Linked DNA regions of Homo sapiens: region 2 is linked to region 1. The links are chromatin loops, found by intact Hi-C in ENCODE. Cell type or tissue: mammary epithelial cell. All regions are shown on one strand. Each heading gives the region's core, and the rest is flanking DNA. Links, peaks and the distances in the headings are about the cores only.

Evidence for each region. Peaks named below come from ENCODE experiments on the same cell type or tissue, not always from the same donor. Only the 100,000 strongest peaks of a DNase experiment are listed, where the experiment ranks them.
Region 2: a loop joins it to region 1, with 8 times the contacts of the local background. A loop is called at or near these places in 14 of 110 quality-filtered maps.

What each region holds. Positions count from the first base shown.
Region 1 is chr1:6,430,113-6,444,780 of GRCh38, reverse strand. ESPN (espin) reads right to left here. Exons shown (of 13, transcript NM_031475.3): 3 at 4,341-4,527; 4 at 3,973-4,155; 5 at 3,716-3,847; 6 at 99-300. Among named protein-coding and RNA genes, the nearest start is that of MIR4252, 7.6 kb to the right of the region's middle. RefSeq lists enhancers at 958-1,500, 2,361-2,860, 2,861-3,362, 4,591-5,104 and a silencer at 4,243-4,352. In mammary epithelial cell, for the core only: CTCF peaks have their summits at 6,578 (motif pointing right) and 7,573 (motif pointing right); DNase peaks (open chromatin) are centred at 4,330 and 6,580; H3K4me3 peaks cover 410 bases.
Region 2 is chr1:6,356,029-6,370,696 of GRCh38, reverse strand. The region is part of intron 1 of ACOT7 (acyl-CoA thioesterase 7); the gene reads left to right. Among named protein-coding and RNA genes, the nearest start is that of ACOT7, 30 kb to the left of the region's middle. RefSeq lists enhancers at 5,651-6,150, 10,590-10,639, 11,340-11,569, 11,590-11,639, 11,750-11,929 and 2 more. In mammary epithelial cell, for the core only: a CTCF peak has its summit at 7,476 (motif pointing left); DNase peaks (open chromatin) are centred at 7,366, 10,866 and 11,666; H3K27ac peaks cover 3,005 bases.

The DNA.
Region 1 (14,668 bases), core at 2,428-10,427:
TATTGGCTGTGGCAGGGCGGCCCAAGGCCAATCCTCACAGCCCAGCAGTCTGGCTTCAGTCTGCTCTCCCTCCCCGTCTTCCTCCTGGGCACACTCACCACATGGAGGGTGCTGGCCCTTGATGCTGGAGTGGCTGGAGGAGCAGGAGTCGTAGTTGGAGAGGGTGCTGGTAGGCGAGCTGAGGTCAAAGTTCAGCGGCTGGACCGACACCGTGGTATTGGGTGAGGACATGCCTGAATCCGGCTGCTTAGCCTCCAGCTCTGCGGATGGATCCCGGGAAAGCACGCGGTGCTCCACGCTCTGAAGGGGAGGCAGGGAGGCCATGAAGACAACCATACCCCAAGATGCGTTGCTCTCCAGGCCAGGGTCCTACTCAGTCATGCCTTCGCTGTGGGATCTTGGCCAAGCCACACCGCTCTCTGGGGTCTCTTCCCCATCACTAGACGGTCTCTCAGGTTCCTCCAGGTTAAGATTCAAGCCCAGCCCCGCCAGGCAGCAGGACCCAGGTTCCTGGGAAACTCCCTCCCCTGGCTCCTCCCTGATTAGGAGGGTGGAGAGATCGACAAGGAGGGGGCCCTTGAGCTGCACCCCAAGGGGAGAAATGCCAGGAGATCGGCCTTCTCCCTCACGGATCGGCAGAGGCTCCATGGGGAGGCGCACAGCACAGGCCCATCCCTAGTTACCTGGCTGGCAAGCCGGCTCTCCTTGCTGGACCTGGGGCCTGGGGCAGACTCCCAACACCAGCCCGGCCTGTCTCCTGATGGGGCCCTCGGGGTAAGGGTGGGGCCTGGATGGCCAGCTGCAGTGATGGGCAGCCAGAACTCAGGCTGCCAGGCCTGCCATCCCCTCGCCCTGCCCGGTCTGTGCGTCTGACCACAGGCCTGTCCCCTCCCGGTGCAGACGGGGCTGTGGTGGGGGCCCTGCTTACATTGCCATGCTGCCCCTGCTGCCGGCAAGCCCGCTTGCTCCGCTGCCTCCTGCCCAGGCCTGCTCCTCCTTGCCCCATGCCCCCTCCCTGCCTAAGAAGTGTCACAGGCCCCCTGGGAGAGAGAGGCAGGCCTGGCACCAGGTAACGGCTCAGCGGCCGCGCTCATTGGCCCCGTAATTAGGGGCTCTGTGGGAGTGTTTGCCTTTTCTGGGCCAGCGTCTTCTGTGGCTTGGATCTGTCCCTGCCGCAGCTGGGCCTGCTTGGGTGAGGGAACCAGGGCACACATACTCCACCCATTCCAGGGGACCAGGCCCTGCTGCCTACCGCAGGAATCAGGGGAGCCATAGGAGGTGGCGTGGGCAGCACCCGAAGGTGCTCTTTACCTGGCCAACAGCAGTGGGTGCTGAGGGCACCAAGCCCTGACCCCTGTAGGCAGCAGATAAGAGGCTGGGCCACAGCAGGTGTACTGCACCTGGCCTGAGCCACCCAGCTCTGCAGTCTGGGACAGTGGCTTCAGACTTCCCCTCCCTGACTTACTAGCTATTTCGGGAGAGTCACCTATGCTTTTTGTGCCTAACTTTCTTTATCTGCAAATGGGGATAACAGCACTACTTGCTCTGCTGAGCTCCAGGACATGGCACCCAGTAAATGCCATATTGTCAACTTTTTTTTTTTTTTTTTAGACAGAGTTTCATTCTTGTCGCCCAGGCTGGAGTGCAGTGGCGTGGTCTTGGCTCACTGCAGCCTCCATCTCCCGGGTTCGAGCAATTCTCCTGCCTCAGCCTCCCAAGTAGTTGGAATTACAGGCGCCCGCCACCACACTCAGCTAATTTTTGTATTTTTAGTAGAGATGGGGTTTCATCATGTTGACCAGGCTGGTCTCGAACCCTGACTTCAGGTGATCCACCCGCCGCCTCAGCTTCCCAAAGTGCAGGCATGAGCCACCCCACATGGCCTCTCAACCTTTTTTTTTTTTTTTTTTTTTGAGACAGCGTCTTGCTCTGTCACCCAGGCTGGAGTGCAGTGGCGTGATCTCGGCTCACTGCAACCTCCGCCTCCCGGGTTCAAGCGATTCTCCTGCCTCAGCCTCCCAAGTAGCTGGGACAACAGGCACCCACCACCATGCCCAGCTAATTTTTATATTTTTAATAGAAACGGGGTTTCACCATGTTGGCCAGAATGGTCTCGATCTCTTGACCTTGTGATCTGCCCGCCTCAGCCTCCCAAAGTGCTAGGATTACAGGCGTGAGCCACCGTGCCCAGCCTTTTTTTTTTTTTTTTAGAAGGAGTCTTGCTCTGTCACCAGGCTGGAGTGCAGTGGCGCGATCTTGGCTTACTGCAACCTCCGTCTCCTGGGTTCAAGCGATTTTCCTGCCTCAGCCTCCCGAGTAGCTGGGACTACAGGCGTGTGCTACCATACCTGGCTAAATTTTTTTTTGTATTTTTAGTAGAGATGGGATTTCACCATGTTGGCCAGGATGGTCTCGATCTACTGACCTCGTGATCTGCCTGCCTTTGCCTCCCAAAGTGCTGGGATTACAGGCATGAGCCACTGCACCCGGCCAACTATTTTTTTAATGTACTGTGAAGAGTAACGGAGATTACACCTTTAAGGCACTCGGCAGGGTGCCTGCCTAAGTCAGAATCCAATGAATAGTGTTTGCTGTCCTATGACCGCTAGCAGCTGCATCCAGAGAGGCCCTCAGGTGCCCTGGGCTCTGGTGCCACCCCCCACGGTCCCTCAACAGAGTCACAGACACTCTTAACTGAAGGGGACCCACCATTGATGCAGAAATGCCCTTCCCAGTGTCCATCCCAGCTTATATACCCTAGTGACAGAGTGCTCACTACCTGCTGGGCCATTCATTCTCTTCCAGAGACTCTTTCGCGGGGGGAAGTTCATCCTCAGGCCCCCCTGCAGCCTCTGGCCTCTGGGCCTTGCTGTGTTCTGCAGCCCCCAGAGCCAGGACCATCCCCCTGTGCTGGGGGGGGGAGGGCAGATGGACAGACGGTGCTCAGGGCACAGACCATCTGCCTTCTTCCCTCCGGGCCTCATTGCACAGCCCCTCCATGGCCAGGCTGCCCCATGGAGTTGGTCCGCATCCTTTTCGGGTTGACTGCGAGGCCCACTCTCTTCCCTGCCTATTGCCTCATAGCAGGCATTGTACCAGATGGTGCAGAGCCCTGCACTTGGAGACATCCACAGCTGAGTTCAAGTCCCATTGGGTCACTTCATGGCTGTCTCACCATAATAACATAATTTAAAAAGAGTAGCGTGGGTTTCCAGTTATGACCCAGCCATGAAGTCAGCAAATGTATGGTGCAGGGGCTGAGAGGTGCCTCCTGGCCAGGCCATCAAGGTAGGTTCTCCACTCTAACAGTTACTGGTGATGCCATCTTGGTGCCCCGCAGACTCACTTTATCCATATGTGGAACGGGACACTTAAACACTCTTTTCTGCAGAGGGTGGCTGTGAGTTATACCCAAGCTAATGTCTATGGGTAGGTGAATGAGCCTGCCTATTCCCAGTGGGTCCTGTCTTGTGATTTCTCCAGCCTTACCCCTTGGGGTGACTCTGGTCTTCCCTGTCCTCTTTCCGTTGACCTTTGTGCCTCTACTCCCTCAGTCCCCAGTAGGCAGTGGTTCTGGGCTGAGAGGTCGTGTGGGGTAGCGGGCTTCACGTCCCTGAACCTCAGCTTCCTCCTTGGTAAAAGGGGTGACGACACCCACCACTGGGGTGGAGGGGCGAGAAGAAAGAATGCGACAGGAGCAGCTCAGGGATCGTACCAGGTTCTCCACCGTGCGCAGGTAGCGGGTGCAGTGGCTGTGGCCGTTGAAGTCCGACAGGTCGGCGGCCGTGTACCCGTCGCGGTCGCGGACGTCCAGCTCCGCGCCGTTCACTACCAGGATCTGGCAGCACTGCGGGGGCACGCAGTGAGGACCCGGCCGCGGCCGCGAGCTGGGACCCCCGCGCCCGGGCAGGGCCGTGCTGAAAGCGCGGTGCCAGCAGAGGGCGCGCGCCCCCACCCCGGGCCCGCGCTGACCTCTAGCTCCCCGTTCTCGGCGGCGTCGTGCAGCGGGGTCCCGCCCCACAGGTCAGCCGAGATCTCCCCGCCGTGCAGCAGCAGCCAGCTGAGCACCTTGGTGTGGCCGCGGCTCGCCGCGAAGTGCATGGCGGTGGCGCCGTCTTTGTCCTGCTCGGACAGGCTCACGTCGGTGCAGCTCACCTGGGCGGGACGGGCGGGGAGAGGGGGGCGGGGGCTGGGCGCCAGGCCCCTGTAGGCCCGCCCCCTGTACCTCCGTGGCCCGCCCCCGCCCCCCCGCCCCACCCCTGATGGCCCCGCTCCCTCCACTCCCCGCCCTGCCGGCTCCGCCCCGCCTCCCCTGCTCCCCGCCCGGGCCCGGAGCTCACCAACCACACGATGACTGGGCTGTGGCCCATCTGCGCCGCGGCGTGCAGCGGGGTCATGCCGTCGTGGGCGCGCGCGTGCGGGTCTGCGCCGCATTCCTGCACCAGGTACTGGGTCACCTCCAGGTGGCCCTCCTGGCACGCCAGGTACAGGGGCGTGGCACCGTTCTTGGTTTGGGCATTCACTCCCCTGCGGAGACACAGCGCCCACCGTGGGCTTTCAGCGCCTCACCCCCTCCGAGGCCTTCTTACCCGCCCCCATCCCGTCCCGGGGAGCCCTGGACGGCAGGGAGAGTGGGTGGGAAAGGGCCCTGTCACCGGCCCGCTGCTGCCCGGGGGGCTCCCCCTGGACTGAGTCCTGAGCCACCCTCCCTCAGAGGTCCCTGAGGGCGTCCCACCCAGCACTGCCCTGCCCTCAGTCCTACTTTTTTTTTTGAGAAGAAGTCTAGCTCTGTCGCCCAGGCTGGAGTGCAGTGGCTCGATCTTGGCTCACTGCAACCTCTGCCTCCCGGGTTCAAGCGATTCTTCTGCCTCAGCCTCCTGAGTAGCTGGGATTACAGGCATGTGCCACCACGCCCCGCTAATTTTTTGTATTTTTAGTAGGGACAGGGTTTCACCATGTTGACCAGGCTGGTCTCGAACTCCTGACCTCGTGATCCGCCCATCTCAGCCTCCCAAAGTGCTGGGATTACAGAGCCACCGCACCCAGGCTCAGTCCCACTTTTTAACCGAGGTCTACAAAGATGTGGTGAGCTGGCCTCTTCTCCCCTCTCACCCACTGTCACCATGAATCCCCACACCTGCTGTGTCTGACCTCTATCCCTTTCATTGTGTGCCCCCTCCATCTGGAATGTCCTTCTCCTCCCTCTTGAAGACTCAGTACCCATCCCTCCTCCATGAGGGCCACCCTGATTTATTTCCCCCTTGCTGGCCTCCGCCCCACACTGCCCAGGGCCACTTGAGCATGACCTGTCATGCTTGGTTGACCATAACTGATTTTGACCTTTGCCTCCCCCAGAAGACTGAGTTCCCAGAGGGCAGGGTGGTAAGGGTTGCCAGACAAAAGGCAGTTCACACAATTCAATCTGAATTTCTGATAAACGGATAATGCTTTAGTATTCTATATCCCAAATATTGCATGGGACATACTTATACTAAAGTACAGCTTGTTTATCTGAGATTCAAAGCTAGTCAAACGTCCTGGGTTTGGTTGTTGCTGTTTTTGTTAATCTGGCAGCCCTCAGGATGTCCACTATGTACTGAATGCTTCTGCTGTGCTAGCTCTGGGCTACGGCACTAGCAAGCAGGTTCTTCTTTTTTATTTTTATTTTTGAGACGGAGTCTTGCTCTGTCATCCAGGCTGGAATGCAATGGCGCAATCTCAGCTCACTGCAACCTCTGCCTCCTGGGTTCAAGCCATTCTCCTGCCTCAGCCTCCCAAGCAGCTGGGACTACAGGCATGTGCCACCACGCCTGGCTAATTTTTGTATTTTTAGTAGAAACCCAGTTTTGCCATCTTGGCCAGGCTAGTCTCGGACTCCTGAGCTCAAGTGATCCGCCTGTTTCAGCTTCCCAAAGTGCTGGGATTACAGGTGTGAGCCACCGCACCCGGCCATCAACTATTACTATGACCATCAACTGAGATTACACCGGTAAGGCACCTAGCAGGGGACCTGCCAGAATCAGAATTCAGTCAATGGTGCAGCTGCAGCTGAGGAGGCTCACAGGTGGGGCTGGGACTCTGTGCCATCACCCATAGTCCCACAACAGAGGCACAGACTCAGCTCTCTCCTCGGTCACACAGCTGGTAAGTGGCATTTGAACACCCATCTGTCTGTGCATGCAGGGCCTGGCCGGCAATATGGGCATGCAGGGACTGAAGAGCTGGAATGTGTCTCAGGGGCTTCTCCTAGGGCCTAGCTTTCGGCTGTCACTGTCCCTTATCCTTGCTCTCCCAGCCCAGAGGGGGGCCTTTGAGCTGTGCCACAGTCTTGCTTCTTGTCTCTTTGTCTTCCCAAACCCATCCATGAAATGGGGACAACAGTTGTCATCCTGACCTTGTGCAGAGTGCCTGAGAAGTGCTTGCAGAGCCCTGAGCACAGGCCTGGTGCCTGGCGCACAGCCATTGCTGAACTTTAGGATCCTTCCTTGTGCCTGGGAGGACCAGCCACCAGGAGGGTCTATGGCTGGCCTGGTGTGTCCAGGTGAACAGCCAGGGTGCAGTTACCACCGAAGGACACTAGGTGGAGCCACAATCTATCCCCAGACCCAGGAGAAGCTCCAGGTTGGGGGCCGCGACCTATTGGGTTCCAATTCACCTTTTGTGCTTAGGAGGCCAATTCTTCACAGGACTTCACATCCTGCCCATCTACCTCCCCCAGTGTTTCACCCCCTAGATCAACCACATGCTCCACCCCGCATTCATCCCTCGCTCACCCATCCAACTGCCCATCCGCTTGTTGCCTGCCCATCAATGGGCACCAGGCTACCCCCCTTTGCCCACCCACCCTCTTGTTCCCAACACGACTTAGCCCCTCTTCTGACCCCTGTCACGTGTGCCCTCTCCCTCCCTCTCACACACATCCTGAGACCCTCCCAGCTGGCATCTCCCTGTCCCTAAAGCCCTGGTTCTCTGTCTACTTCCCTGACTCCTGAGACCCCAAGGCTGTCTGCAGCCCCCATGGACCTCCACTCACTGATTTCTCCTCCCTCCCCACTCCCTAGACACAGGGCTGCCATTTGCTGGGGCTGATGCTGAGCCCGGCACTTCACGATGGTGCGGGGAGCAGGCACCATGCCTGGTGATCCAGAGGGGGTCCCGTCGACATAGATGAGGGAGACAGAAGACACAGCTACGTATCTATCTTCAGAAACATGCTGGCTCGTGGCTGCCAGCCTCCACACCCCAGCGCCAGCGTCACCCCCACGCACACTCACATGCTGCTGCGTCAGGAACAGGCTGTTGAATATTTCATGACTGACACTCAGCGGCCTAAATTATTCACCCCGTAACCAAGGCACAGTGAGTGCCGGGGTCTTGGGGATCAGGGGCTGGTGGGGGCCCACTGGGTTCTATCTGTAGAGGCCCACGGCGGTCTGCACAGCTGGTGGGGGGGCCAGACCTGCGGTGAGCTCTGCTCTCCCAGCACCCCCCACTTGGCAGAGATCCATGACCCAGGGGTGCCCAGCCAGCCGGAGAAGGTCTGAGAAGCTGGCACCAAGCAGGATCTGAGCAGCAGGGGGCAGTGGTACCCACAGCCTCCTGCAGGGCCGCTGGCTGGCATTCCCAGCCCAAGTTCCTGGCACGGAATGAGCCCTCAGTAAGTGCTGGAGCTCATCACCATTCTCGTTAGTATTCCACCATCTGCACTCACACGCCCCATTATGGAGTCAGAGCCTCCAGCTTGGAATACCCCAGAACATGGGACAGATATGCTGATGGGCTGAGGGGGAGGGGATCCTGGCTCAACATCCCCTTGGAATACCCCAGAACATGGGGCAGATATGCTGTTGGGCTGCGGGGGAGGGGATCCCGGCTCAACATCCCCCTCCACCTTGGCCTGAGGACAAGAAGAACAATGGGCACTCTCACAGTCACTGGGGAGTATTACAAAGATATGGATGAGCATAAGGACCAAAATGAAATTCTCATCACACACCTGGAATCCAAGCACCTTCGGAGGCCAAAGCAGGAGGACTGCCTGAGCCTAGGAGTTCGAGACCAGCCTGGGCAACATAGAGAGACCGCCATTCTCTACAAACAATACAAAAATGAGCCAGGTGTGTTGGTGCACACCTGTAGTCCCAGCCGCTCAGGAGGCTGAGGAGGTAGGATCACTTGAGTCCAGGAAGTTGAGGCTGCAGGGAACTATGATCATACCACTGTACTCCAGCCCGGGTGTCAGAGCAAGATCCTGCCTCTAAAATAAATAAATAAATAAATAAATAAATAAATAAATAAGAAAAAATTCCCATCACTGGAGAGAGGAATTAATAAAAGTAATAATAGTAAATAATAATAGTGATAGCAGCCACCATTTACTGAATGATTACTCTGTCTCAAGCACTGTGATGAGTACAACACACACGTTCTCTCAGCTGGTCCTTGTAACCCCACAGGACAGGTGTTAGCATTGTTCTCCTGGTACAGATGAGGAAACTGAGGCACAGAGAGCTAAGATCACTCTGTGAGAAAGAGGCAGAGCCCCAATTTGAGGCTGCGTCTCATGCAGAGCCTGCTTCTGACTCCAAATGTGCCACGTCTACACCCCTTCTGCTCTTGGTTGGTCTGTCCCTCTGCCTCCCTCCCTCCCACCGCACAGACCACTGCCCTTCTCCCGCAGACCTCACTGCTGGGAACTCAGGAACACTCTTTGCCAGCTGCTGGGGCACAGCCCCGGCAGGAGGACCTGCAGGGAGGGCCCCGGCTTCGCTATAAGGAGGACCTGGCTCAAGTCCCGTGCCTTTGAGCTGTGCCACAGTCTTGCTTCTTGTCTCTTTGTCTTCCCAAACCCATCCATGAAATGGGGACAACAGTTGTCATCCTGACCTCATGCGGAGTGCCTGAGAAGTGCTGGCAGAGCCCTGAGCACAGGCCTGGTGCCTGGTGCACAGCCATTGCTGAACTTTAGGATCCTTCCCTGTACCTGGGAGGACCAGCCACCAGGAGGGTCTATGGCTGGCCTGGAGTGTCCAGGTCCTGCCAAGTATGGGCCAGGCTGGGCACCATTTCTGTTGTGGGGAACACTACCTAGAGGGGAGAGGATGGGTCTTTGGGGAGACCTCTGACTCCCAGACCCCTGCCAGCTCTAGCCCCGACCACAGTGACAGCTGCAGAAAAGTGCTCCCAGACCAAGCCCTTGCCCTTTGCCCCGGCTTTGACCCAAACCCTCTTTGTAGGTCAGAGGCGCCCTGGCGATGATCATATAAATCATGATTTGTTTTCTTTCTCCTGGGAACAAAGATGCTATGGATGAACTGTAACTATTCATCAAGTCACCTCTGATTACACAAAAGAAACATGGGTCGCCCGTGTGGGCTGTGGGAATCTCCGGCGGAGACTGGTGCCAGCTGACTGCCAGCGCCGCCGCAGGGAGTGAGCTGCCCATGGGGCCAGACCCGGGCTGAAGAATGATTCCCGCAGCCCTCCCCACTGCCAGTCATGCCTCCCCAGAGGGAGGCCAGGAAGAGGCTCTCCATCCGAGGATCAGTCCAGCTGCGGCCTGTGACTGCTTTGAATTGAAATTCACCGAGCCTATGGTGGCTCTATGGCTCTCGGTGTCCTCCAGTCAAACTTCCCGGCCTATGTTAAAAGATTCCCGAGTAGGCCTGGCCCAGGGAAGAAATGCAGCCCTGATTTGAGAAAGGTTCTACACCCCAGGCCGTCAGCTAGCATGGAATAGTTCCAGAAGCCTACAGTTGCCTGCAACTCTCCCAGCCTCCCAGGTCTTCCTCCTGGCCCCTAATTAGGCCACATTTGACCCCACCTGAGGCCTCTACACCTCCCCGCATCACTGCCAGTTCCATCAAGGCAGGGCTGCGAGGCCCACCCTCTTTTCATTAGGGTCTCAGCTCTCCTCTCCTCAAAGACACCTGGCTTCCCTGACCCCTCAATTTCAAGAACCATCCCCATCGCTTCCTACCAAACTGCTCATTTCACTACACAGCACTTGTCACTCCTGAATTATCTTGTTCTCCTATTCCTCAGACCCATACACACATGGATAGAAGAATGTATGGCTGACGTGATGACGGGCCGGGCAGTTGGGTGCACCCAGTTGCTTTTTGTTGAATGAATAAATATGAGAAGGGACATCCAGGCCAGGAGTAGGGGATCTCTCTTCACTCATGGCCTCAGGCTGGTAGGGCAGGTTAGGTCCACTTGCCAGACAGGCTTGGGAATGCTCAGAGGGGAGTTTTGTCTAGGGTCACATGCAATGAGCTATAGGCAGAGTGGACAAGTCCCTGGGATTCCATACCCCACTCATTCAGCAGACGTTTACTGGAGTCAGGCTCTGGGCATACAGAGCCGGGAAGACAAAGCCCCTGGCCTCATTAGTCAGGGACAGATGGGATGAAAACACACATCTGTCTGTGTGATGAAGGGCCTGGCTGGAAATTCGGGCATGCAGGGAGTGAAGAGATGGAATGTGTCTCAGGGGTTTCTCCTAGGGGTTAGCTTTTGGTTGTCACGCAGGATGCACACAGAACGCAAAGCCAGGCAACCATAGGGCAGCTGGGAGGCCAGGTGCAGTGGCTCATGCCTGTAATCCCAGCACTTTGGGAGGCCGAGGCGGGCGGATCACCTGAGTTCAGGAGTTGGAGACCAGCCTGGCCAACATGGTGAAACCCCATTTCTACTAATAATACAAAAATTAGCCGGGTGTGGTGCCATATGCACCTATAATCCCAGCTACTCGGTAGGCTAAGGCAGGAGAATCACCTGAACCTGGGAGGTGGAGGTTGCAGTGAGCCGTGCCACTGCACTCCAGCCTGGGCGATAGAGCGAGACTCAAGTCTCAAAGAAAAAGGGCAGCAGGGAACAAGGCCAGTGGGAGAGTGAGTGGGCATCATGGGTGCGGTTGACAATTTCAGCAAGGCTCAGGGTTGGCCTTGCTGAGGTGAGGTCTGGGCAAAGACTTGGAGGAAGGCAGGGTGCAGGCGGGTATCTCTGATCCCTGCAGAGGGATCAGCCTCTGTGAAGGCAGGGGCGCTGGCCTGTTGGATGGGACCACAGCCCGGAGGAGGGATGGCCTCTGGGCCATTGTAAGGAAGTGAGCAGCCTTCCCTGTCAGTGGTCAGAAGCCTGTGATGGGACTTGTTCTTTTTTTTTTTTTTGAAATGGATTCTTGCTCTGTTGCCCAGGCTGGAATGCAGTGGCACAATCTTAGCTCACTGCAACCGCTGCCTCCTGCGTTCAAGTGATTCTCATGCCTCAGCCTCCCAAGTAGCTGGGACTACAGGCAGGAACCACCACACCCGGCTAACTTTTTTTCCTCCTGAGATGGAGTCTTGCTCTGTCGCCCAGGCTGGAGTGCAGCAGCACGATCTTAGTTCACTGCAACCTCCGCCTTCCAGGTTCAAGCAATTCTCCTGCCTCAGCCTCCTAAGTAGCTGGGATTACAGACACCCACCACCATGCCCGGCTAATTTTTGTATTTTTTAGTAGAGATGGGGTTTCACCGTATCGGCCGGGCTGGCCTCAAATTCCTGACCTCGTGATCCGCCCGCCTCAGCTTCCCAAAGTGCTGGGATTACAGGCATGAGCCACTGCACCAGACCAGGACTTGCACTGTCTTTTCTTTTCTTTTTTCTTTTTTTTTGAGATGGAGTCTCACTCTGTTGCCCAGGCTGGAGTGCAGTGGTGCGATCTTGGCTCACTGCAACCTCCGCTTCCCTGGTTCCAGCAATTCTCCTGCCTCAGCCTCCCGAGTAGCTGGGACTACAGGCACGTGCCACCACACCCAGCTAATTTCTGTATTTTTTAGTAGAGACGGGGTTTCTTCATGTTGGCCAGGCTGGTCTTGAACTCCTGACCTCGTGTTCCACCCGCCTCAGCCTCCCAAAGTGCTGGGATTACAGGTGTGAGCCACCGCACCCAGCAGGACTTGTGTTTTCAAAGGCTGCGGGTGGACATGGACGGGTGAAGGCCAGGGCCTTTCAGGCTTACTGGGGACTTCCCCTTTTCCGTTCTGTAGTGCACAGCCTCACAGAGCCTGGCTGCTCCCATGGCCCAGCTGAGCCCAAGGGGTTCAGGTAGCCCCCACGTGAGGCAGAAAGGGGGTTTCTCAGAAGCCCTAGGATGCCCCAGCAGTGTGCTGCTTACAGAGCCCCAGGGTCCAAGGCTCAGCTCTCCCCCTTAGAAGGGTAGGGCAGGGGCACTAGCCCCGGTTAGACGACAGCTGGGACCAGGAGCTGCTGGTGGAGACATGAGATGGTCTCCTGCTGTGAGGGGCTGCTCCGGACTCCACCAGGCCCTTCCTTTCCCAGAGCCTCCACGTAGGTCAGGGGGTCAAGGACAGCAGCCACCTCCTCAGTGCGGACACAGGCCCTGCCCCCACGCCCTGCTGCCAGGTGAACTGACAGACACCAAGGGTAGACCTGGAGCTGGTGATCAAAAAGGAATGAGCCCCCACGGCCTGTGGCAGAATCAGGGGCTTAGTGGGGAAAGGGACCACCCCAGGCACAGCCTCCAGCCTTCTAAGGGGGAGAGTTGAGCCCTGGGCCCTGGGGCTCTCTAAGCTGAGAGCTGCTGGTGCTTCCCAAGAAACTCCCTTTCTGTCCCAGGTGGGGGCTGCCTGAACCCCTGGGCCGTGGGAGCAGCCAGGCTCCATGAAGCCTTGCACAAAGGAAGGGAAAAGGGGAAGTCTCCGGTGGACTTGAAAGGCCCTGAGTGATTAGGACCTGGACCAGGAGTGGGAGAGAGACCCAGAGAGGAGGTACAGCCTGCTCAAGGCCACACAGCAAGCCAGTGGTGACCACAGCTGGTGAATCAGCCTCTCTAAAACACCATTTCTGTACCTGTCAGCTCCACGAGGCAGGGAAGCTTGTCTGGTTCACCAGCATATCACTGGCATTTAGAATATTGCCTGGCACATAGAAGATGCTCAATAAACATTAGTTGAATGAGTCCATCTGTAAAATGGGCTGATTACATAGCTACTGCTCGGGGTGGTTGTGTGGCTCAGATGACACTGGGTGGTGCCAGACCCCTAGAAGATACTCAGCACCAGGTTCTTTTTCTTTTCTTTCTTTTCTTTCCTTCCTTTCTTCCTTTCTTTCGTTCGTTCCTTTTTTTTTTTTTTTTTTTTTTTTTGACAGAATCTTGCTCTGTTGCTCAGGCTGGAATGCAATAGCATGATCTGGGCTCACTGCAACCTCCGCCTCCCTGGTTCAAGTGATTCTCCTGCCTCAGCCTCCCAAGTAGCTGGGATTACAGGCATGGGCCACCTGTACAGGCATAGCCCGGCCACATGCCCAGCTAATTTTTGTATTTTTGGTAGAGACGGGGTTTCACCATGTTGGTCAGGCTGGTTTTGAACTCTTGACCTCAGGTGATCCACCTGCCTCGGCCTCCCAAAGTGCTGGGATTACAGGCATGAGCCACCGTACCCAGCCCCAGGTACTTTCCAATCCCATTCCAGTCTAGTCTGGTCGGGGGTAGGGGAGGCTTTCGGGGAAGGAGGCACCTGCTGAAGTTGATAAAATCTCTGGGCTAACTGGTTTTCCAGCTTGCTGTGACTGGCAGCACCCACGAGCCCAGGGGAAGAGCCTGGAGCCTCCTCACTCCCCAGCCTGGAAGCTTAAGCCTCAGGGTCCCAACTGATCCCCAGCTCCCTGACCCCCACAGCCCTGCCCAGCTGCTCAGGCCCTGGGGCAGCCAGAAGCAGGTGTGAGGGGGACAGAGTGAGCTCCTGGGCTCCAGGACCCTCCTGGGAGGATGGCCACCGGCCTTGGGGCCACCTGCTCTTTGCCCCTCCTCACTCTGCCCTGATTAGGGATCTGGACCCCTTGTTCCCCTCCATCAGCCACTGGAGCTCCTGCCGGGAGGGCCAATCCTCCCAACTCAATCTCCCTGAGACCCAGAGCCTGGGACTTGCCCAGCCCGGCTCCTGCCAGCCCCATGCCTCCCAACTGAGAGATGCCTTTTTTTTTTCTTTTTTTTTCCCCCTTGAGACAGAGTTTCACTCTTGTTGCCCAGGCTGGAGTGCAATGGCTCAATCTTGGCTCACCGCAACCTCCGTCTGCCGGGTTCAAGCGATTCTCCTGCCTCAGCCTCCTGAGTAGCTGGGATTACAGGCATGCGCCACCACGCCTGGCTAATTTTGTATGAGAGATCTCTTTTCTACAAGGGCTCAGAGGGAGGGTCCCGCGTGGCAGCAGCCCCTGAGGTCAGTGTGACAAGTCCTCTGCTTCTGGGAAGACTTGGCCCCATGAACGGGACAGACGGGGAGGTGTGGGGGACGTGCAGGACATTCCTGCAATCTCAAGCGCTTTCTGTTATAACACCCCAAGGTATAGACCTGGAATTAGCTGAGCTTCCCCGAGGCTGTCCAGCCTTCCAGCTCCTCTGCAGCGTGTCACTTCCTCGTCCCGTGGCCACCCACAGCCTCCCTGGCAGGATCGAGTTTCCCACCAGCAGGTCCGGGAGCCCTTCCTCCCTCAGTGCTCACCCACGCGCCAGCGAGAGAGCTGAGCCTTGTGAATAATTCACAACGATTCACAGCAGGCCCCAGAGGCTCACAAGAGCATGAAGCTGGGCCACCTGGGTCCCCTGATGGGGCCCTGTGTCCTGGGGCAGCTCAAGCCTCTGCCCTCCCCAGCTCCCAGCC
Region 2 (14,668 bases), core at 4,191-12,190, 76 kb after region 1:
ACATGGTGAAACCCCATCTCTACTAAAAAATATACAAAAATTAGTTGGGCATGGTGGTGCATGCCTGTAATCCCAGCTACTTGGGAGGCTGAGGCAGGAGAATCACTTGAACCAGGGAGGCGGAGGCTGCAGTGAGCTGAGATCGCACCACTGCACTCCAGGCCAGGTGACAGAACGAGACTCCATTTCAAATAATAATAATAATAATAATAATAATAATAATAATAATAATAATAATACTAACACTGCTCATTGACAATAGACCTGATAAACCAAGAGCTCTGATGGAGATGCACAAGGAGATTAATTTTGTTTTCGTGCCTGCTGGCTTTAGTCCATTTGTGTGGCTGTAAAGGAATGCCCGAAGCTGGGTAATTTATGAAGGAAAGAGCTTTATTTGGCTCATGGTTCTGCAAGCTGTACAGGAAGCATGGCACCAGCATCTTCTTCTGGCGAGGGACTCAGGCCACTTCTACTTACAGCAGAAGGGGAAGGGAAGCTGGTGTGTGCAGGTCACATGGCCAGAGAAGTGAGAGAGAAGGGAGGTGCCAGGCTCCTTTTAACTATTAGTTCTCCCAGAGGCTAATAAAGTGAGAACTCACTCATGACCACGAGGATGGCACCATGCCCTTCCAGAGGGATCCATCCTGTGACCCAAACACTTCCTATTAGGTCCTGCCTCCAACATTGGGATTGAATTTCAACATGAGGTTAGGGATCCTCATATCCAAACCATAGTGGATAATAGCACCTATTAACTCAACATCCATTCTGCAACCTATGGATCAAGGAGTAATCTTGACTTTCAAGTTGTATTGTTTAAGAAATGCATTTTGGGCCTGTAATCCTAACACTTTGGGAGGCTGAGGCAGGTGGATTGCCTTTGTTCAGGAGTTTGAGACTAGCCTGGGCAACATGTTGAAATCCTGTCTCTACAAAAAATACAAAAAATTAGCCGGGCGTGGTGGTGGGCGCCTGTAGTCCAAGATACTTGGGAGGCTGAGGCAGGAGAATGGCATGAACCTGGAAGGCGGAGCTTGCAGTGAGCTGAGATCGTGCCACTGCACTCCAGCCTGGGCGATACAGCGAGACTCCATCTCCAAAAAAAAAGAAAAAAAAGAAATTAGCTGGACATGGCAACATGTGCATGTAGTCCCAGCTACTCAGGAGGCTGAGGCAGGAGAATTGCTTGAACCCAGGAGGTGGAGGTTGCAGTGAGCTGAGATTGTGCCATTGCACTCCAGCCTGGGCGACAGAGTGAGCCTCCTTCTCTACAAAAAAAAAAAAAAAAAAAAAAAGAAATGCATTTTGTGGGGCTCTGGCTGCCATAGTGGTTCTTCTGATCTGGGCAATGTAAATTGAAAAATTTACATTGGAAAGCATTCACTATTCTAGAAGCCATTAAGAATATTTATAGACCAGGCGAGGTGGCTCACGCCTGTAATCCCAACACTTTGGGAGGTCAAAGTGGGTGGATCACCTGAGGTCAGGTGTTCGAGACCAGCCTGGCCAACATGGTGAAACCTCGTCTCTACTAATACAAAACGTAGCTAGATGTGGTGGCATGTGTGTGTAATCCCAGCTACTCAGGAGGCTGAGTCACAAGAATTGCTTTAACCTAGGAAGTGGAGAGGTTGCAGTGAGCCAAGATTGTGCCATTGCACTCCAGCCTGGGCAACAGAGCAAAAAAGAAAAAAAAAGAAAGTGGTTTCTTAAGATGGAATGTAGTCTTGGGGAAGATGCCATGAACATTGCTGAAATGACAAGAAAGTAATGGCAATGGTGGGCCATCTGGAGCAACCCCTGCCCTCACGCCAGGTGCAGTGGGGTGGTGCAAGCAGTGGTGGCAGGAGCAGCTGTGGGAGCAGCAGTGGCAGCAGCAGTGGCAGCAGTGGGTCCCCTGTGCCCTGCATTCCCCGGGCAGCTGACTGCACCGCCCCCATCCTTGCACAGCCAGGCAGGACCTGCTCCCAGGCCTGGAGCCTTGCCGCTCCAGACCCTGGCTCAGTGTCAGAGCTCTTACCCGCTCTCACTGTGGGGAGGGGTGTGCAGAGGAAATAGTCAGTCCCTGGAGTCTACCCCTGGGAGTCTCCCAGAGCCCACTGCCCTGGGAGCCACCACAACGGGGCCAGGCTGAGTTGCCTGCTGGTGGGGAAGCAGCATGATTGGGCATGGAGGTGCGGGCAGAGAGGGGCCCCAAGGTGGAGCTGGGCCTGGGGTGATGCTGCACCTGCATATGGAGTGTGGGGGCTGGGCCTGGGATGCAGAGCTTGGGTTATGCTTCAGGGCCCTGGGGCGGGAAGTGGGAGCGGCATTCACTTTGGGGACCTGGACTGCGGTGCAGCCACCGCACCCACCCTGCTGATGGTGCCCTTCAGACTTTGGGCACCAACAGGCATGGGAGGGAGGCCAAGTGGGGGCTGAGGATAGGCTGGCACAAACAGCCTGGATGCCATGAACAGTGGCGAGAGACAGACAGGCTCCTGGGTAGAAGGGGTCTGGTCCCCAGTGAAGCCTCACCTTCAAACTGGGGAGGGCCTGAAGCCTGGGGGTTGGCTGGCCAGTCCCGAGGACCAGAGGGGAAGCTTGTGGTGCTTTTTGCTGGCCCACCCATGGACCAGTCAACACACACTTCCTCCACTCTGAGGCCCATAAAAACCCCGGACTCAGCCAGACTAGAGCAGAGGACAGAAAGATGACAGGATGACCAGCTGCAAAGAAGAGCTACCCTCTCTGCTGAGAGCTGAACACTCACTGGGATGACCTGGCTGTGACTCAATAAAGCTCCTCTTTGTCTTGCTCACTCTCCATTTTTCTGCGTACCTCATTCTTCCTGGTCACAGGGCAAGAACTCGGGACCTGCCAAATGGTGAGGCTGAAAGAACTGTAACACAAACAGGGCTGAAACATGCCCCTTCTTGCCACGTTGCCAGTGAAGGGAAGGAAAGAAGAGCTGTGGCCCTTTGGGGAGTCCAGACCTGGGAGCTCCCTGAGTCAGGGTTGTGACTCCCTCTTTGGGGCCCTGCAGTTCCTGGCGTCACCAAGCTTCCAGGCACCACAGCATTCCCGTGTGCCAACCAGGCAAGCTGCTTGAGGTGCGCTTGGTCCAGGTGCAGCCTTGCAGAGAACCAGCACCTGTGCCAGCATCTGGAGCTGCCTGCCCTGCAGCAGCAGCTGGCATGTCTGACTGTGCAGTGGCCGTACTCCATGCTCACTCACACACTGCTCGCTGCTCCACACCAGGCTTGTCCTTGGCAGGCATGGGAGCTCCAGGCTGGTAGCATGAGCCAAGCGCAGCCTGCCAGGCTGAGTGGGTGGAATAAGCCCAGTGGGCCCCAGCAAAACTTAGGCAAAGGTGCCACAAGACACAGAGGTTTCTGGCCAGAAAAGGGATACCCCAAAGATCCCATAACAAAAGGATTTAGAATATTCCATAAACTTAGTTGATAAAACAACATAGGTTTTAAGAGGACTGACTCCACTTTTTTTTTTTTTTTTGAAATGGAGTCTCGCTCTGTCGCCCAGGCTGGAGTGCAGTGGTGCGATCTCAGCTCACTGCAAGCTCTGCCTTCTGGGTTCACGCAATTCTCTTGCCTCAGCCTCCCGAGTAGCTGGGACTACAGGTGCCTGCCACCATGCCCAGCTAATTTTTTTATATTTTTAGTAGAGAAGGGGTTTCACCATGTTAGCCATCATGGTCTCCATCTCCTGACCTCGTGATCCGCCTGCCTCGGCCTCCCAAAGTGCTGGGATTACAGGCATGAGCCACCGCGCCCGGCCTGACTCCACTTTTGAAAGTTCTACTGGGCTGGTCTAGGAGATCGAGACCATCTTGGCTGACATGTTCTCCCCATCTCTACTAAAATACAAAAAATTAGCCTGGTGTGGTGGTGCACACCTGTAGTCCCAGCTACTCAGGAGGCTGAGCCAGGGGAATCACTTGAACTCGGGAGACGGAGGTTGCAGTGAGCCGAGATCATGCCACTGTACTCCAGCCTGGCTGACAGAGTGAGACTCTGTCTCAAAAAAAAAAAAAAGTAAGTTCTACTGTGGGTAAAATGCTATCAAACATTGCATGCTACAGAGAAATCTTTTTTTTTTTTTTTATTTGAGATAGGCTCCCACTCTGTCACCCGGGCTGGAGTGCAGTGGTGCAATCACAGCTCACTGCAGCTTTGACCTCTTGAGCTGAAGGGATCCTCCCACCCTTAGCCTCTCAAGTAACTGGGACCACAGGCAAGTGCCACCATGAGTAGCTAATTTTTTAATTTTTATTTTTAGAGACAGCATCTCCTTATATTGCCCAGGCTGGTCTGGAACTCCTGGGCACAAGCGATTCTCCCACCTCGGGGTCCCAAAGTGCTGGGATTACAGACATGAGCCACCGTGCCTGGCCCAGAGAAATATTTTGTGGAAAGAAGGGTCAATTGATGTGGTCAATGTCATTGTTGTCTTATTTTAAGGAACTGCCACAGCCATCCCAGCCTTCAGCAGTCGCCATCCTAATCAGTCTGCAGGCCGGGCGGTAATCCCAGCACTTTGGGAGGCTGAGGTGGGCGGATCACCTGAGGTCAGGAGTTCAAGACCAGCATGGCCAACATAGTGAGACCCTGTCTCTACTAAAAATACAAAAAATTAGCTGGGCGTGGTGACGCGTGCCTGTAATCCTAGCTACTTGGGAGGCTGAGGTAGGAGAACCACTTGAACCCGGGAGGCAGAGGTTGCAGTGAGCCAAGATCGTGCCACTGCATTCCAGCCTGGGCTATAGAATGAGACTGTCTCAAAAAAAAAAAATAAACCCCAAAACAATATGAATCAGTCTGCAGCCATCAACATCGAGGCAAGACTCTGCCAGCAAAAAGAATACCACTCACTGAAGGCTCAGATGATTGTTAGCATTTTTTAGCAATAAATTTTTTTTTTTTTTTTGAGATGGGGTCTTGCTCTGTTGCCCAGGCTGGAGTGCAGTGGTGCGATCTCGGCTCACTGCAAGCTCCGCCTCCCGGGTTTACGCCATTCTTCTGCCTCAGCCTCCCGAGTAGCTGGGACTACAGGCGCCCACTACCATGCCGGGCTAATTTTTTGTTTTTTAGTAGAGATGGGGTTTCACCGTGTTAGCCAGGATGGTCTCGATCTCCTGACCTTGTGATCCACCCACCTTGGCCTCCCAAAGTGCTGGGATTACAGGTGTGAGCCACCATGCCCGATTGCAATAAAGTGTTTTTAAATGAAGGTATATACTTTTTTTTAAGGCATAATGCTATTATACACTTAATAGACTACAGTGTAACTTTTACGTGCACTGGGAAACCAAAAAAATCATGTGACTTATTATAAAGTGCAATGTGTGCTTTGTTGCGGTGATCTGGAACCAAACCCGTAATATCTCTGAGGTATGCCTGTGTGAGCCTGTGAAGCCTTCACCACAATCAAGACCGAGACTGTGAACAGACCTGTCACCCTGCTGAGGCCCTCTGCTTCTCTGGTCCCTCCCTGCCCCCAGGCAACCTCTGATCTGCTTTCTGTCACTATAGTTTGTGTTTCCTCCAAGTTTATAAACATGGACTTGCACAGTTCTCTTTTTGTCCAGCCTCCCTTGCTCAGCACGATTACTTGGAGATTCATCCACATGGTTGCATGTATCAGTTATTCATTCCTTTCCTTTTTTTTTTTGAGACGGAGTCTCACTCTTGTTGCTCAGGCTGGAGTGCAGTGGGGCGATCTCAGCTCACTGCAACCTCTGCCTCCCGGGTTTAAGCGATTCTGCTTCCTCAGCCTCCTGAGTACCTGGGATTACAGGCTCCCACCACCATGCCTGGCTAATTTTTTTTTTTTTTTTTTTTTTTTTTTGAGATGGAGTCTCGCTCTGTCCCCAGGCCGGAGTGCAGTGGCGTGATCTTGGCTCACTGCAACCTCCGCCTCCCGGGTTCAAGTGATTCTCCTGCCTCAGCCTCCCGAGTAGCTGGGACTACAGGTGAGCGCAACCACGCCCAACTAATTTTTGTATTTTTAGTAGGGATGAGGTTTCACCATGTTGGCCAGGATAGTCTCGATTTCTTGACCTCGTGATCTGCCCACCTCGGCCTCCCAAAGTGCTGGGATTACAGGCGTGAGCCACTGCGCCAGGCCAAATGCTGGGCTTTTTTTTTTTTTTGAGACAGAGTCTCTTGCTCTGTCACCCTGGCTGGAGTGCAATGGCATGATCTTGGCTCACTGCAACTTCTGCCTCCCGGCTTCAAGGGATTCTCCTGCCTCAGCCTCCCGAGTAGCTGGGATTACATGCATGCACCATCACGCCCAGCTAATTTTGTATTTTTAGTAGAGATGGGGTTTTTCCATGTTGGTCAGGCTGGTCTTGAACGCCCGACCTCAGGTGATCCACCTGCCTTGGCCTCCCAAAGTGCTGGGATTACAGGTGTGAGCCACCACACCTCGCCGATAATTGCTTTTAGATGTTACTTTTGTATTTTCCTAATGTCTAATGATGTTGAATATCTTTTCTTTTTTTCTAGAGGTGGAGTCTCGTCTTGTTGCCCAGGCCGGCCTGGAATTCCTGGGCTCAAGTGATCCTCCTGCCTCAGCCTCCCAAAGTGGTGGGATTACAGGTGTGAGTCACTGCATCTAGCCTTTTTTGAGACAAGGTCTCGCTCTGTCATCCAGGCTGGAATTCAATCTTGGCCCACTGCAGCCTTGACCTCCCAGCTCAAGTGATCCTACCACCTCAGCCCCCTGAGTAGCTGGGACCACAGGTGCAGCTGGGACCCCCTGAGTAGCTGGGACCACAGAAAACCCACAGGGTCGGTGGCTTTTCTCCCCATGTGGGGAGATGAGAGATTGTAGAAATAAAGACACAAGACAAAGAGATAAAAGACAGCTGGGCCCGGGGGACAACTACCACCAAGATGCAGAGACCGGTAGTGTCCCCGAATGCCTGGCTGTGCTGTTATTTATTGGATACAAGGCAAAAGGGGAGGGGTAAAGAGTGTGAATCATCTCCAATGATAGGTAAGGTCACGTGGGTCACATGTGCACTGGACAGGGGGCCCTTCCCTGCCTGGCAGCCAAGGCAGAGAGAGAGGGAGAGAGAGAGAGACAGCTTACGCCATTATTTCTGCATATCAGGGACTTTTAGTACTTTCACTAATTTGCTACTGTTATCTAAAAGGCAGAGCCAGGTGTGCAGGATGGAACATGAAAGTGGACTAGGAGCGTGACCACTGAAGCACAGCATCACAGGGAGACAGGCCTCCGGATAACTGCGGGCAGGCCTGACTGATGTCAGGCCCTCCACAAGAGGTGGAGGAGTAGTCTTCTCTAAACTCCCCGGGGGAAAGGGAGACTCCCTTTCCTGGTCTGCTAAGTGGCGGGTGTTTTTCTTTGGCACTGACGCTACTGCTGGAACCACGGTCTGCCTGGCAACGGGCGTCTTCCCAGACGCTGGCGTTACCGCTAGACCAAGGAGCCCTCTGGTGGCCCTGTCCGGGCATAACAGAAGGCTCGCACTTGTCTTCTGGTCACTTCTCACCATGTCCCCTCAGCTCCCATCTCTGTATAGCCTGGTTTTTCCTAGGTTATGATTATAGAGCGAGGATTATTATAATATTGGAATAAAGAGTAATTGCTACAAATTAATGATTAATGATATTCATATATAATCACGTCTATGATCTAGATCTAGTATAATTCTTACTGTTTTATATATTTTATTATACTGGAAAAGCTCATGCCCTTGGTCTCTTGCCTCGGCACCTGGATGGCTTGCCACCCGCAGTGCTCACCACCATGCTCGGCTAATTTTTTTGGATTTTTGGTAGAGATGGGGTCTCACCATGTTGCCTAGAAGAGTCTCCAGCTCCTGAGCTCTAGCCATCTGCCCACCTCAGCCTCCCAAAGTGCTGGGATTACAGGCGTGCACGACCGCGCCTAGCCAAAGGTCATTTGTTTTTTTCACATTGAGCTCTGAGAGATCTTTCTGGAGCCTGGATGTAAGTTTCTGACCCTACCAGCTTCCTCTAGCATGAGGCAGTGAGTTTCGGTTGGGGAGAGGGATGTGGCCTCCCATTCTAGGGCATGTCGTTGCGGAGTTCTCCTTGAATTCTCTCTTCCGAGTGCCCTCTGATGAGCTGGGCTCAGTGTGCTTTTGAGTTCTAGGTGCCTGTCTCATTTCCTACCTTCTTTCTATATGCTTGGCTGCCTGGGTAGGTATGGGAGGGATGGGGGAAGAGGTGCTGCCATCTCTTGACTTTTTTTTTTCTTTTTTTTTTTTGAGACGGAGTTTCACTCTGTCACACAGGCTGGAGTGCAATGGCACAATCTTGGCCCACTGCAACCTCTGCCTCCTGGGTTCAAGCGATTCTCTTGCCTTAGCCTCCCAAGTAGCTGGCATTACAGGCGCCCACCACCATGCCCGGCTAATTTTTGTAGTTTTAGTAGAGACAGAGTTTTGCCATGTTGGCCAGGCTGGTCTCAGACTCCTGACCTCAGGTGATCCGCCCGCCTTGGCCTCCCAAAGTGCTGGGATTACAGGCGTGAGCCACCATGCCCAGCCCACCTCTTGACTTTTTAGCTTCCAGATGCCTTTGAAAGCTGCAGAAAACTGGGTCTTTTCCCCAGAAAAGTAGAAACCAGACACAACCTCGAGCATGTTTTTAGGGATGCTCACAGCCTACTGAGCCAGTTCTACTTTGTTTTGGGTTAGAGATGGATGCCACATCTGCAGATCTCTGCCAAGCTGTGTGTGTTTTTCTTTAGATTTTGGGAGTGCCTTTCTGTGGCAAAGGTAAGAGCGTTTCGAGGGCTCCTGCCATGTGTCACCCACATGGCCAGTGCTTATGTAGGGAGGGGCCACAGCTTCTGGCATCCAGTTGTTAGTAGTTTATTTATTTATTTATTTTTACAGAGTCCCGCTCTGTTGCCCAGGCTGGAATGCAGTAACGCAGTGACGTGATCTTGGCTCACTGCAACCTCCGCCTCCTGGGTTCAGGTGATTCTCCTGCCTCACCTTCCCTGGTAGCTGGGATTGCAGGAGCACACCACCATGCCTGGTTAACTTTCTTTTCACTAGTGGTGGGGTTCCACCGTGTTGGCCAGGCTGGTGTCAAAACTCCTCACCTCAGATGATCCGCCTGCCTCGGCCTCCCAAGGGGCTGGGATTACAGGCGTGAACTACTCCACCCTGCCTTGTTTGTAGTTTATAACAGCTTTCCTGAGCTATAACTCTATTGAGTCTACCCTTTTTGATTGTACAATTCTGCGTGAACCTTAATGGATTCACAAGGCTGTGCAGCCACCAGCACGATTTAATTCCAGAACATTTTCATCACCCCCGGAATTAACCTGCACGCATTAGCAGTCACTCCCATTTCCCCTCCTCCAGCCCCTGCCCCCCACCAGCTGACTTTCTGTTTCTGTAGATCTGCCTGTTGTGGACATTTAATATACATGGAATCAGATGGCGTGTGACCTTTTGTGATTGACTTCTTTCACCCAGGGTGGTTTCAAGGCTGGTCCGTGCATTACTGTGGATCTGTAGGTCTTCATTTTTTATGGTCAGATAATATCTCATTGTATGGATTTATCGTATTTTGTTTACCTACCCATCCGTGGTGGACACCGGGTTGTTTCCATCCTTGGGTGGTTGTGAATAATGCTGCTATGAACATTTCTAGACATCTCGTTTTGTCAATTAAAATGATTTTTAATTTACTAGATGGGAAATAGCACCTTGTAGTTGTTTAACTTTGAGATTATTTACTCATAAGGCTAAGCTATCTGAGAAGTGCTTCCTCTTTGCGGGACCATCTGGTTGTGGCTTGAATCTGTGTTGCTGTGGAAGCCTGGTAGGTCCTCACTGATTTGGGGTGGGTGGTGGGCCTAGCACACCTGGACTGGGACCAGCTGGAAGGGTTGCTTAGGGAGGCAGCAATGCCCGCCTGGAGGGATGAGGCCAAGTCCAAAGGGCACAGTATTGGGGCCCAGGCTCATTCCTTGAGTTCCATTTGGCTGCAGCTTCTGGAGGGAGCCGACAGGAGACGTGGGGAGACGATGCTCCTGCTTCGGAGAAGCTTGTCACTAAACGTCCTCAGAAAGGAAGTCGACAGGGCCTGTTTTGGGGAGAAGGCCAAACAGTGAGTTGGGAGCTGAGAGGAACTATGGGCTATTTGGGGTCAGGGGAGGGAAGTGTGTTTGGGAGGACCTGTCCTGTGTGCCAGGGTGGGAGACGCTGTGGCTTCAAGACCCTGGCCCTGGGATGCCGGCTACTCAGGAAGATGGGCCGAGATGGGCAGCCAGGGGGCTGAGGAGGCTGATGGCCCGGGCCTGGGCCCCGGCAGGCTGCCTGGGTGGGGAGGGCTCAGGGGGCATTTTCAGCCAGGGTTAGCTGCCAGGCTTGGGCCAGACTCAGCCCTCTGACCTCCCCTCCGGGCAGACATTTTGGGTCGGTGGGATCCCTTTAGAATCCTCTCCTCTGCTGGCTTCTAGACATTAAGCATCCCTGGGCGGGGGCAGCACCAGCCTCCCTGTGGGACCCAGTGCGTGTGGGGTTTGTAAGCTGAAAATGACTTTTTCTTTCTTTTTGCACATAGGTGAGAGGACTTGTCCTTTTAGGACTTGTTATTTTTGCACATAGGTGAAAGGACATCCTTTTAGTAATAATTTACCTATTTAACTTTTACCAGAGTGACTTCCCAGGCTCAGTGCCTGCCAGCTGGTTAGATAGAATAAGCCCAGGCTCTGGCAGTTTGATAAGGGCCTTGATAAGGGCCGGCTGTTCCAGTGGGAGTGGCCTAATCAGCCCTCTCTGCCCTAACTTTCTCTTTCACAACTAAACATGTGAAACTTGCCCAGAGGCCGGCGGGTGCAGCCTGGTTGAGGCTGTGCGGCCTGCACTCTGGCTGGGGACTTTCCATTTCCCTTGCTGGTCACAGGATTCCTGGGAAAGCAGCCCTGGTGGGGGCAGCATTGGGGGAGGTTGTGGTGATAACACATCCCGCCTCCTGCACTGGGCCTCCTGTAGCCTGCACCCTGGCCGCTGTGATTGTTTGGCCTCTTTCTTTCTTCCTGACACCCAGTAGAAGGGGAGGCGGAGTGAAGAGAGTACGGGTTGGGGGGCACAGGGCCCACAGGTGGCAGCCGGCAGCCTAAGAGCCCGCGGGAGTGGAGGAAGGGTAGTGGAGTTGCTGAGCCCCAAGACAGGCATGGCATCCTCTGAAGCAGGGGTTGGGGGAAGGAAGAGGGGGAGTGGGGAAGGACAGGGGTGTGGCCTGAGGAGAGGGGAGGCTGGACCGCCTGTCCACTTTGCTTCAGCCAGGGAGCTGGCCCTTGGGACAGGCTTTAGATGCCAGCTCCATCAGCAGGATGCAGGCTTGGACCTGCTGGAGTCCTTGCTGGCCTGTGACCTTCCTCCCCTGTCTACATTTCAGGGAGCTCTAGAAGGCGGCAGTGGGGCCAGACCTGGCTTTGGCTGAGACCCTGGAGAAAGACTAGGGGGTCTTGTGCCCTGTCAGAGAAGGCAGAGCCTCATAGCCGCTTCCCTGAGGCCGCTCAGCAGCGGCCCCTCTGCCTTCCTGATCTCCTGGCATGGCAGCCAGAAGAGCTCACAGAATTACTTCTTCTGTAATTATTTATAAAGCAAGGTTTCCATGACGACCGGTTTCTGGTAGACGCTCTGGATTGGCGAGGCAGCCTCTTCCTGGCCAGATTGGGCAGCTCAGGAAGCTGGGGGTGGGGGGTGCTCCCCACCAAGCCCGGTGTGGCAGGGAGCTGGGACAGTCCTGGGTCAGGCAAGGACTCTGTGATGCTTCCCTGCTCCCTCGCCTTTCTCTGCATCTGATCCTGGGATGTCCTAGCCACCATGGCTTTCCAGCTGAGCAGGTACTGCCAGTCATGGGCATGTCTAGGCCGTGCAGGGGCCACTGTGGGTGGATTGTTTAGGGACATTTGGAAGGGAAGGGTGGGTAGAGGGGACTCGGCCCCTGTGCCCAGCAGGCTGGCTGGTGTCATGCAGCCAGGAAGGGCAGTAGGGCACCCACCTGGCCTGGCTCTTACTGACCCCCAAGATTAGGTGGTCAGCCGAAGCTGGGATAGGAAGTGCAGGCCTGCGTGAGCTGGGGTCCCCTGACGGACCAGGGCACTCCCCTGCCTGCTCTAGTCCCCAGGGAGGAAGGCACCTGGTTTTCTTTCCAGCCTTGCTCCTGTGGCTTCCCTCTGCTCCCTTCAGCTGGGCTGGGTTCACTGCGGTTTCCCAGCGCTGCTGAGCTTCCTACCTGCGGTGGAGGGGGGGTCTGTGGGCTGCACAAGGAGCCTCCTGGGTCAGTCCCCTGCCCCTGGCCAAAATGGAGGCTGGGAGCTCAGGGCCATTGTTGGCCTCTTCCCCCGTCCTGCTTGGGGGCCTGCAAGTGCTGCTGGAACTTTCCTTGGCACAGCCCTTCCTCCCACCCTTCCCTCTTCTGGAGATGCAGTGGCGTGTCTGTGGGTTGAAGGGACTTCGCCGGAACTGCCTTAGGCAGCAAGTCAAAGAGGAGAAGCAGGGGCCAGACTCTGTGACTCACGCCTGTAATCTCAGCACTTTGGGAGGCCGAGGCAGGTGGATCAACTGAGGTCAGGAGTTTGAGACCAGCCTGGCCAACATGGTGAAACCCCCGTCTCTACTAAAAAATACAAAAATTAGCCAGGCATGGTGGCACGCACCTGTAATCCCAGCTACTTGGGAGGCTGAGGTAGGAGAATCACTTGAACCCGGGAGGTGGAGGTTGCAGAGAGCCAAGATCACGCCACTGCATTCCAGCCTGGGTGACAGAGCGAGACTCCCTCTCAAAAAAAAAAAAAAGAGGAGAAGCAGGGCTGCTTGAGCTTCTGTTTGGCAGAGTCCCCCATGGAAAGAGGAGGCATTTATGTGTGCTTGTGCCTGGACTTTGAGGCCCCACACCCATCCACGTGCCTGTTTTGTCCCTCAAGGCTGCCTGGTGTGAGGCCCCCGCCCCCCATGCCATAAGGAGACCCGCTTCTCCTTTCCTTCCGGGAAGGGCAACCCCTGTCCCTTGTCTACTCCTGGCCAAGGCAGCCTCTGCTGAGCTCCTGAAGGAAGCTCCGAGTGTCTGCAGGCCCCAGGTGGTGGCCCCCAGCCATGAGTGGCATCTGCAGCCCTATGACTGGGGACAGTCTGCCCAGACACCTCTGTCCCACCCAGCTTTCCAGCTGAGGTGAGGGTGGAGCACACGCACCTGGTGCTTGACCTCTGGTTTGAGGCCTTTGTCAGAAGGGGGCAGTAATGAGCCGCCTGCCCTGCAGGCCCCGTGTGGGCCTGACCTGCCTATACCCCAGACCCTTACCTGGCTGTGCACCTTCAGGTGGGCACTTTAGCTTCCACCATGGAGTAAAGGAAGCAAGGCTCACCTACCCCTGGTTACCCTGGGTTTCACGTAGTAATGTTTTCATTTTAGCACTGACTTTTTTTTTTTTTGAGGCGGAGTTTCGCTCTTGTTGCCCAGGCTGGAGTGCAATGGCGCGATCTTGGCTCACCACAAACTTCGCTTCTTGGGTTTAAGCGATTCTCCTGCCTCAGCCTCCCAGGTAGCTGGGATTACAGGCATGTGCCACCATGGTTGGCTAATTTTGTATTTTTAGTAGAGACAGGGTTTCTCCATGTTGGTCAGGTTGGTCTCAAACTCCTGACCTCAGGTGATCCACCTGCCTCAGCTCCTAAAGTGCTGGGATTACAGGCGTGAGCCACTGCGTCCAGCCACAAAAGTGTAGTCGTCGTCGTCCTTTTTTTTTTTTTTGAGACACAGTCTCACCCTGTGGCCCAGGCTGGAGTGCAATGGCATGATCTTGGCTCACTGCAACCTCCGCCTCCTGGGTTCAAACAATTCTCCTGCCTCAGCCTCCCAAGTAGCTGGGATTATAGGAGCCTGCCACCACGCCCAGCTATTTTTTTTCTATTTTTAATAGAGACGGGGTTTCACCATGTTGGCCAGCCTGGTCTCAAACTCCTGACCTCATGATCCGCCCGCCTCGGCCTCCCAAAGTGCTGGGATTACAGGTGTGAGCCACTGCGCTTGGCCAGCACTGACATTTTTGTGTCAGAGTCAGAGACACTGGTGACACTCCCAGCTGGTCGTGTGCTGGGCTGTGGAAGGGGCAGGCAGGGTTCAGTGCCCTGCAGGGCTGCTGCCAAGGTCACCGCACAGGGGCCTGTCCAGGGCTGGCCAGGTGTGGGTGGCAGGTGCTGAGCTGGGCTGAGGGTGCTGAGCGGGGCTGAGGGTGCTGAGCTGGGCTGAGGGTGCTGGGCAGGGCTGAGGGTGCTGAGGGTGCTGCCGCTGCTGCCTCGGGGCTCCCCTGTGCCACTCAGTGCTGCTTTCTTTGGGAGCATCAGAGACCTCCGGGCATGGCCACAAACCAGGTGGCAGGTGACAACCGGAAGCAGTTTCCTCAGGCTGGAGACCAGCGGTGGGCAGGGCCATGCTCCCGAAGGTTTGACGGGAGGCTGCTCCCGTCTCTGCCTTCATCTTCACCTGGACCTCCTGTGTCTCATGTCGAGACTTCCCTGTTCCTATAAGGACACCAGTCATTGGGTTAGGGCCCTTCCTAAGGCACGGCGACCTCATCTTGATTGTATCTGGATGCAAAGAACTCTTTTCAAGTAAGGTGACATTCATAGTTTCTGGGGGTT